Linked DNA regions of Homo sapiens: region 2 is linked to region 1. The links are chromatin loops, found by intact Hi-C in ENCODE. Cell type or tissue: IMR-90. All regions are shown on one strand.

Region 1 (5,000 bases):
GTGAAACCCCGTCTCTACTAAAAATACAAAAATTAGCTGGGCGTGATGGTACACGCCTGTAGTCCCAGCTACTCGGGAGGCTGAGGCAGGAGAATCGCTTGAACCTGGGAGGCGGAGATTGCAGTGAGCAGAGATAGCGCCACTGCACTCCAGCCCAGCAACAGAGCAAGATTCCATCTAAAAAAAAAAAAAAAATGAGGCTGGTAGTTCTGTGACAGCAGCAAGTGAAAGACTAACCAACTACTGTAGAAGTTTCACAGAGAACCAGGGAAAGAGATACCTAAGAATCCTCCTTTTTGACATGACAAGCCTCAAAGACTGCCATCAAACACAACCCCTATACAAAGGGCATCTTAATTTAACTGGATCACAAGTGGGGAAATTTATGGCCCAAAGCTTTGTCCAAAACAATAAAGCAATCAGTTAGCAATTAGTGAAGAATAGTTGCTGGGTGGTGATACCAATGAAAGCAGAAGCTTAACAAGGAGATCTGAGAGTTAAAGAAAGCCCTGCTGAAAATCGGCTATCATCTCTCAAGAAGGGCAGTCCAGGGTGACTATGTGCGTGCCCAAGTGTACCCTCTTGAGGAGAAACATCTGAGGGTACACTGTGCAGAATAAACAAACCTCAGTGTAATAGCTCAGCCAAGTCAGTTAACAAATAAGGAAACAACACAACAAGCAGCAGCCCTGGAAGAGGGGAGGGAAAATCAGTATTCCGAGTTGCTACAAAATACTATCTAAAATGCCCAGTTTACAACACAAAATCATGAGGCATGCAAATAAACAGAAAAGTATGACACACAGAAAGAAGGGAAAAGCAGGCAGCAGAAATTGTCCTTGAAGGCCCAGATGTCAGACTTAGTAGACAAGACAGCAAAGCAGCTATTATAAATATGTTCAAAGAACTAAAAGACTGAATTCTAGCACTCTGGAAAAAAAAAAAAAGAACTAAAGGAAATCATGCTTAAAATACCAAAAATCCAAATCGATTTTACAAGTTAAGGAACACCTCCAAATTTGCTCATGCACAGCTGATGAGAAGTCAGGACTCCCAACTGAGCCTCAGGCTCTGTTCACCATTCCAGGCTATTTTCTTTGACAATGTATTGTGTAGTAATCCAAAGACTGGTCGAGGGAATTTGGTTTTTGCCATAAAGGTCATGGGGAGACATTAAAGCTTTCTGTACAGGAAAATGGCAAAATGAAAACAAACGGTCTTGCTACACCTAGAACATCAGAGTTGCAAAGAATAAACATACCCTAATAACCCAGAAGAAAGATGTTATCCAACTAAGTTCTCTCACTAAAATTTAATTTTGCATGTTTGTTTTTGAATTAAAAATAATATCATGGCCAGACATGGTGGCTCATGCCTGTAATCCCAGCACTTTGGGAGGCCAAGGCAGGCGGATTGCTTGAGCCCAGCAGTTCAAGACCAGCCGGGGCAATATAGTAAAACCTCATCTCTACAAAAAAGAGAAAAATTAGCAGGGTGTGGTGGTGCACACTTGTAGTCCCTGCTACTCGGGAGACTGAGATGGGAGGATCACCTCAGCCTAGGGAGATCGAGGCTGCAATGAGCTGTGATCCTGCCACTGCACTCCAGCTTGGGCAACAAAGCAAGACCCTGTCTCAAAAAACATATATAAAAAAATTAGCCAGATGCAGTGGCTTATCATGAGGCTGAGGCAGGCCTGTTTGAGCTCTTACCACCCCTGAACAATCCTTTTCAAAATCTCACCTGGGACCTAACAAGATGGCAGAAGCTGAAGACAATGTCACAGCTACCTCCCTTAACTGCTGCTGGCAGCAAAGGACTTACTCTAGAGGTCTCCCCAAAGCAAGCACCTCAGACCCCCCTTATTCCACTGTAGTTTCCTGGGACACAGGATCCTGCTGGCAACATCAAGAAAATTCTGACATCCTACTAAAGGCTGTGGGACATGTTCCTATTATGAAAACAAAGAAGCAGGCAGTAGAGTGAACTCGAACCATCCAAAGACTCCTTGACTTCATCAAAAAAGTTCCTTAAACTTGCAACCTCAGTTGTTTATTTATGTGAGTCAGGCTTTTGCTCTTTCCCTGGACCAGGAATTTGGAACCTTCTATGAGTGTTTCAGCAGTGATGGTAAACTAGTTCTACATTACTGCAAATCTCAGGCATGGGAATGAACCACAGAAAAAAACAACTTGCTACTTAAAATGAATTTTCACAGAGGAAATAGTTCTGAAAAGTTTTGATGCTTTGTAGCAAGAGCCTTAACAGATATGACCTATTCAGTATGTGTCCACTATGACCTATGCTAATGCCTAAGAAAACATCCACAGCATGAATGGACTCACAAAAACGTGATTTGTATTAATATACAAATCATCATAAAAGACTGACATCAGAGCAGACCCACCGTTCCTATACATTACTATTCTCATTGCCACAGATCTGCCTCCAAGGTTGAAATGGAGACTAAGACCATATAAACTTCACTACCAGTTCTCAAAATGACCATAATTGTTTTTTGTTTTGTTTTGTTTTGTTTTTTGAGATGGAGTTTCGCTCTTGTTGCCCAGGCTGGAGTGCAATGGTGCGATCTCGGCTCACTGCAACCTCCGCCTCCCAGGTTCAAGCAATTCTCCTGCCTCAGACTCCCGAGTAGCTGGGATTACAGGCATGCACCATCACGCCCGGCTAATTTTGTATTTTTAGTAGAGACGGGGTTTCTCCATGTTGAGGCTGGTCTCGAACTCCTGACCTCAGGTGATCCGCCCGCCTCGGCCTCCCAAAGTACTGGGATTACAGGCGTGAGCCACCGCGCCCAGCCGACCATAATTGTTTTAATGGTAAAAGTTTATTAAAGGGCTTTTTTTTTTTAACTATTCAGGGAACTTCAGTTTGTTTGGGATATGGGATGTTTACATTTATACCCACTGTGTTACCTTCTTGTAAAATAGTCATATTGACCTGCTCACTGAATACCTTAAATAGTCCAGTAGAGGGCAGCCCTGCTGGCAAAAAGGGTTTTACATCTTTACCACACAGTAACAGGAGAAAAGACTGTTTTGTTAATTTTTAGCTAATATCTAGTCAGGAGAGCAAGCATGTTGGGCAAACTGGAAGACTATTTCAGAGAATATACATAGTTTAAATTTATTCCATTGGGATACAGAAAAAAATTTTATAAATTCTGGACAAATGACTCATATAACTCTTTTCAATCCTATCATTTAATATTTCTTGAGTTCCAATCATATAACTATGGTGTTACTCTGTCATTTATTTATATAGTATCAAAAGAACTAAATAATCCCAGCAACATCTTTGAGTGTTTCACAATGCACTTTCCAACTTGAAAGCAATCAATAATTGAAAAACAGGCCAGCATGGTGGCTCACAACTGTAATCCCAGGACTTTGGGAGGCCAGGACAAATGGATCACTTGAGCTCAGAAGTTTGAGACCAGCCTGGGAAACATGACGAAGCCCTGTCTCTACAAAAACTACAAAAGTTAGCCAGGTATGGTGGCACACACTTGTAGTACCAGCTACTCAAGAGGCGGAATCAAGTGGGAGGATGACTTGAGACCAGGAGATGAAAAGTGCGATAAGTTAAGATCATGCCACTGCACTCCGGCCTGGGCCACGAAGCCAGACCTCATCTCAAAAAAAAAAAGAAAATCAACCTTCAATTTTACGTCTATTTCATGACATGACTAACAGTACCATTTTTACTGATGCTACTAGGCTGTAATTTCCTAAGGTGTGATTTGACTTTTTTTTCTTCCTTCTATTTGTAGTACCATATTGATAGAGGCTGGAGGCAGACAAATACCTAGGCAGATAGGGTAGAGTCCCCGGTGAAACCTCACCTTCAAGCCTAAAGCAACCTGAAGGCTGAAAGACTGGACTGCTGGTCCAGGTTGAAACCCGTGACCCAGAGGGAGAAAGTCTGTCCCAGTTTGCCCACCGTTTCCTGACTGATTCTTTCTGAATAATGCCCTAGGGTGGAGCCACCAGGAATTTGTGCCTCATGCAGAGGAGAAGTCTGCACTCTTCAGCTCCTGTGTGGTGGCCCTGGTATTCAATTTGTGAGGTAGAAACCTGCCTGCAGGACCCCTCTCTTTGCTGAGCTTTCCTTTTGCTTAATAAATTCCGCCCTCCTCATCCTTCAATGTGTCCACATGCCTAATTTTTTTCTGGTCATGAGACAAGAACCTGGATTTAGCTGAACTAAGGAGCAAGAATCCTGCATCAATATCTTTTTTAAAGCATTATAATAAATTGAATGGCATGTACAAACAAGATCTAAGGTATGTACTAGAATTCCAAGTATTTATTTTCAAAGGTAATGGTGTGAATGGTATGATTTTATTGAAGGATTTGAATTATATTTTAATCCCTTAAAGCCCAGAATGCAATTTATGGCTACAGGGATCTGCCATACATTAGCCTCAGGGGACGCTAAGTAACAACTAAATTTATAGTGATGAAATCACTGTCTAGTTCTCATTTTCTACCCAAACCTATGAATTTTTGAGTCCCCTTACATCAATGTCTTTATGTAATTAATATAGCTAATAGCACTAGAATAATACTGACAAGTTGAATTACATAACATTATCTTACAAGATTATAAAAATTTGCAATTATGTTGAAAGCTGGAAAGTGTATCAAGTTAAATAAGTTGGATATGAAAAAAGACTTATCTAATTTTGTCCACTTAGTTTACTTAAGTGAATATATTTACACGCATGTATTTAACAAGTAACAAAAATATGTTAAATTTGGGTATTGTGTTTACCACTGAGGTTTCAGATGATAGAATATTTGCTACCTCAACAATATTTGAGTTCTTTTTTTTTTTTTTTTTTTTTGAGACCGAGTCTCACTCTGTCACCCAGGCTGGAGTGCAGTGGCGCGATCTCGGCTCACTACAACCTTCGCCTCCGGGTTCAAGTGATTCTCCTGCCTCAGCCTCCCGAGTAGCTGAGACTACAGGCGTGC
Region 2 (5,000 bases), 850 kb after region 1:
GCCCGGCCGAAATATGAAATAATTCTTACATGGCATGTATAAAACACACACACACACACACACACACACGCACACACACACACACACACACACACACAAACGAAATCTATTGCCTACACCCTACCCCTTCTCTTGGAAAATAAGTAAACTCTTTCAGGATTCAGAGTTCTGGTCCATACTTTCATACCATTATTATTATTTTCCACTTCTTTTTCTCTGGGTAAAAGCCAATAATTCTGTGCTAATTTGTAGGGCAATCTGAGAAAAAGAGAATGTCAGACTTAATTCCAAACAAATGCTTAAAAAGCACTTAACCAAATGTATCTTTGAAAATGTTTTTCCTGTATCTAGATCTAAAGATAATAATTTTTTGGAAAAAAGTACAAAAAAGAAGCTTTTAGGAAGACAAATGTATTAGAACAGGAAAGCATTATTTTTTTCCCTAACACTCCATTTCCAGGGACTGAGTTGGCTTCTTACTTTCTTTTCACTCTGTGGAAAACTGCTCTTGGAATGTTTCAAAGAACCACAGTGAGTGAGTGCCAAGTGCATTCTGGAATTGATACCCTCATCCCCTCCCCGCCCTGGAGAAAGAGTCTCTCTCTTAGCCCATAGAGCCATGCTAGAGAATCCTGGGGACGCCACCTGCAACCAATGGTGAACTGCATGAACTTTGGTGCTCTGGGACTTGACACACTGGCTAGGAATATTAGACACAAAAGCCAAGGCTTTTCAAATACCATGTGGATATATATATTCCTCCAACAGTAAGCAGATAAACACAGCCACAGGAAAACCAGGAGACAAGACAAACTCCTTTTGTGATCTAGCCTCATTTCATTCATGTAAGCTCTTTTGGGTTTTGGCTGATGCCAGCCCACTCTTTTCCTCTGGCTGCCCTCCCCTGCATGGACCCATACATCTCTGCCCCAAATCAATAGAGTGGTACAAATATTAACAATAGCCTCTTGAGCTTTGAGAATTTACTGCTCCCCACCAACCCAGCTTTTTTTCCTGTTCTTGTTGGAAAAAAAATCCATGTCATTAGGAGTCTTGTATTCTTGACAATCATAACTTTAGGAGATATAATAAACCTTTTTGAAGGTTGATCGATTCTGCGATGAAATTTTAGAATGGGGGAAGCTAAACACATGTTTGGCTTTGGATGGTAAATGGAGGTGTAAATATTTACAATGAACAATCAGATTTCCCACGCTCAGAGGTAGGGTTGTCACTCACAGCTCCAATGGTGATTTCTATCAGAGGCAGAGAGAATGGGGATACTACCTCCTCAATGACAACCATTCAATCTGATTCCTTCGTCTGGATCCAAATGACTAATAGAGTAGCTTGCACTCATTGGTTCATTGTATGTGACACTACATGCAATATACAAAATTATGAAAATTAACACAGTGGTATGTGTTTTACACCAAGAAATACAACAGTAGGACTTCAGTACTCCTGGAAATATATCTTTTTTTGTGCTTCTTGCTAGTACATTACTTCAGATGCTAATGTAAGAATGTGCTTATTTCAAGAGACAGTTTTAAAACATAGTTACATTTTATTACTCCTTTAAAAATGCTTCTCACCAATCCCATATCACTGAGAAGTGTGTTGGTCCAATGTTTTATTGAGTGCAGCCCTTGTCCTATTTATGACCCAGGACTGATGCACCAGCCTATAAATGTGATTTCTCTGAAGCAGTGGAGGACAAGTATCTAGCTGCTGTGACAGGAAGACATGTAACACAATAATTTTGCTGCTCTAAAAATGCTTCTGTTGCCGGCATCCCAGATAGGAAGCAAGGCTTCCCATGGATCATGCATTTGCTGGAAAAGCACACCATGTTTTGAAGAAGCTAGTTCTAATTGGTGCGAAACATTTTGAATTGCTGAAGTTCTAATGGACTTGAAAAACCCCCTGGAGAATCGAAGAAAGAACAAAATGATGTAATGGTCTTTAAAAGATAAAAACGGAATGAAAAAAATGCTTTAATTTATTTCAGAAAGATATGTCAACGCTTAGTTTTTGTGGATAAAGTTGCCAGATAAACCTTTCTCAATTTGGGGGTGGGAAATGGAGGGTGGAGGGGGGGAGTAGAATTTTGGGCAGAAAGAGGACTAGCAAACAATTAGTGCCATCTAGTGGTTGTATAGAATAAAGACAGATTGTTTTCGAGAACTGTACTGTAGTATCACAGAAATGTACAAGCAGGCTAAATTACAGTTCTTAGATTAGGCTGGCTTGAGTTTATATCTCCATATATTCACTAATTAATGAACTTCAAGTGATGTGGCAACAGTTGAAATTAGTTTTGATAGTTAAGCCTAAACAGAAAAGAGTTGCACTCTATATAGAAAATAAGCCCTTTGACATGTTTTAATTTGTCATGTTTCAACAAAGTCCAAGTTAAAACTACCATGATATTTCAAAAGGAAAACCTACATCTATTTCAAAGTATGCCAGTGAGAGTTTTCTGTTACCTGGAAACAATAAACACGTTCTAAAGTTAGGCTACTGAACTGAAGGTCTGCTCAAGAAGAGCAGGACAGAATCCAGTGGTCCAGAAATTTGGATGGGAAAAATTTACATCTTTATTTTCACTACTCTAAATCTGAAATTTAGCATTTCCTTCAATCAAGAACGTCAGCTGCAAACCACGGTAGTGTTAGCAATACCTGAGATTTCGACACCAAAAGAAATGAGACATTTTCATGTCATTACATATGCTATTCATCTACTAAATAACAGCAATGATCAGACCCTCACACCAGTTCTTGTTATTTAACAGGTAATAAAGAAGCAAATATGTTATCTTGTTGTACATTTAGTTTTAAAAACATTTAAATAACTATTTTCACAGTAATTTATTCTCTTCGTAATCCTATGTATTTTATTTAAAGCATTATGAGCATTACTCTGACAGGCAGCCTATAGGTTTTGTTAGACTGATGAAGGAGTTCATCTGCGAAAAGGTAGAGAACCCTGATCTAAAGAGATGGCTCAATCATGAAGTTGAAACACACACAGTTTAGTAGTTAAGAGCTCAGTCTCTGAATCCAGTTGCTTGGCTTCAAACCCTACTTTCTGGTTGTATCTTTTACTTAGCCTGCCTGTGCCTCAGCTTACCCATGTACGACACCCATCTCACAGGAGAGATGTGAGGTTTCAATGAATGGACACATGTAAAGTGCTGGAGTGAGCACTCAGCCCTTAGAAGTTCTCAGTGAGTATTAGCTCTCATCATTATTGTCAATGCAATTATTAAGTTTAAAAACTTCTTGCCAAATCATTAAGATAAATGATCTGAATTTGTAATCTAGACTGACAGCAGTTTTGATTAACAAGCATGCTTTGACAAGTATTTTTCATTTAGAAAAAATATTCTTTATACTTTTAGGCTAATATTTGTAATAACCTTAAGAGTGTAATAGCATCCCCACTCTCAGAACCTCAGATAGTTTTAAGTGTTCGATTCAAAGTCATATGGATGAAGTGGCTAGAAAGCAAATTAAAGTATTTTGGTAATTGTTTTTCACTCACTGAATCTTAAAAATCCCAAAGCTTTAGGCATTCTCCAACTGTACTTAAAAGATAAGGCTTTTTAGAAGTCAAGAAGGATCCATATCTAGATGTGTAGACAGATCTAGTTTACAAGACTAAGCTAACCTAATTTGAAGGTTAATCTCTCAGATGGGAGGGAGAAAGAATAAACAGAACATTCATACATATGAACTCATCTGATCTTTACAAAACCTGTGAATCATGTTCTTTTTCCCTACAAAAATATTTTAAGTGTATTGTATGTTTTAAACATTTGAGAAAAGAGGAGTGAACAAGATAAACAAAGTCCCTGCCCTCATGGAGTTTAATTTCCAAAGATGATGAGGAGACAGGTAAGAATGTCCATTTGGCTGATAGAGAAACAAGTGTTAAGGGATAAACAACCCACTCCCTTAAGTTCCCTTAAGGGATAAACAACCCACTCCCTTAAGCTATTGCATCGCAGCAGATTCGAACAGAGTTCTTGCTAATGGCACCCCTTTGATAATTCCGCTACACTTTCAGCTGCCTGCTGGGAAAAGTTCAGGCATGCTTTTGACAGTGAAGGCACAGCAGTAAACAGGCTGCTCCTGCCACATTACAAAAGTGAGTATGACTTTCTTATTTTTGTTTGTCTGGGATGCAATCGGATTTTAGTGGAAAGGCATTGAAATTGACATAAAAAAATCTGTGTTAGGTTCTTAACTTTGCCATTTCTGAGCATATCGCTGATTTTCAGTTTTCTCACCCCCACCCTGGTGAGAATTAGAGGCATCTCTTGAGACTTTTGCAAGGATTAAATAAGCCAATGTTTATGAACATCTAGAAAAGAGGTTGGTCCACAGAAGGAAGGCAATAAATCTGTAGAGATGATGACACTGAGTATCTAGTATTATTTACTTGTGGAATTAACCGAAAAGGCATGGTTAATGCCTCATCTCCCCCTTAGGGAAATAGCTCTAGTCCTTGTTTAACTTTATCTTACTCTCTAATATGGGAATGATAGCATCTGCCAAACAGGGTGGTGATTAAGGATTAGCAATAGACCATAGAATGCACCTAGTACAGTTTCCAGCATAGAACCAGCATTCACGAAATTGTAGCAATCACGATTATTACTGTTTATGAGTCTAATAAAGCACACATTCCTAAGAATGTAAACTGTTAGAAATTTGGATTGAGATACTGTTGATGGTTTTATTACAAAGACTGAAATGTCTTATTCAAAAATCCTGAAAAAAAAAAACCATGGAAAAGACTAGAAAAAACACTAGGAAAGAAGTCAAATTTAAGTATGGGTCATTTTTCCTTTGTCAATTGGGAGTTCATAAGATTTTAAATGCCCCTCCAAAAGCATATCATCACATTTCAATATTTTTCTGGCTTTATATATAATTAGAAATCATGTATATTCTATAGCTCATGAGGTACTGGAGATCTCTAGGAGAGAA

Evidence for each region. A loop is a pair of places that touch in the nucleus more often than their neighbours do. Peaks named below come from ENCODE experiments on the same cell type or tissue, not always from the same donor. Only the 100,000 strongest peaks of a DNase experiment are listed, where the experiment ranks them.
Region 2: a loop joins it to region 1, with 7 times the contacts of the local background. A loop is called at or near these places in 2 of 110 quality-filtered maps.

What each region holds. Positions count from the first base shown.
Region 1 is chr2:222,901,814-222,906,813 of GRCh38, reverse strand. All of the region lies in intron 3 of ACSL3 (acyl-CoA synthetase long chain family member 3), which reads right to left. It also overlaps the pseudogene ATG12P2. Among named protein-coding and RNA genes, the nearest start is that of ACSL3-AS1, 15 kb to the left of the region's middle. RefSeq lists enhancers at 1-112, 113-685. In IMR-90, a CTCF peak has its summit at 2,995 (motif pointing right); DNase peaks (open chromatin) are centred at 2,113 and 3,003; H3K27ac peaks cover 2,288 bases.
Region 2 is chr2:222,054,580-222,059,579 of GRCh38, reverse strand. No RefSeq gene overlaps it. Among named protein-coding and RNA genes, the nearest start is that of CCDC140, 240 kb to the left of the region's middle. In IMR-90, a CTCF peak has its summit at 2,152 (motif pointing left); no DNase peak of the experiment used is centred here; H3K27me3 peaks cover 481 bases.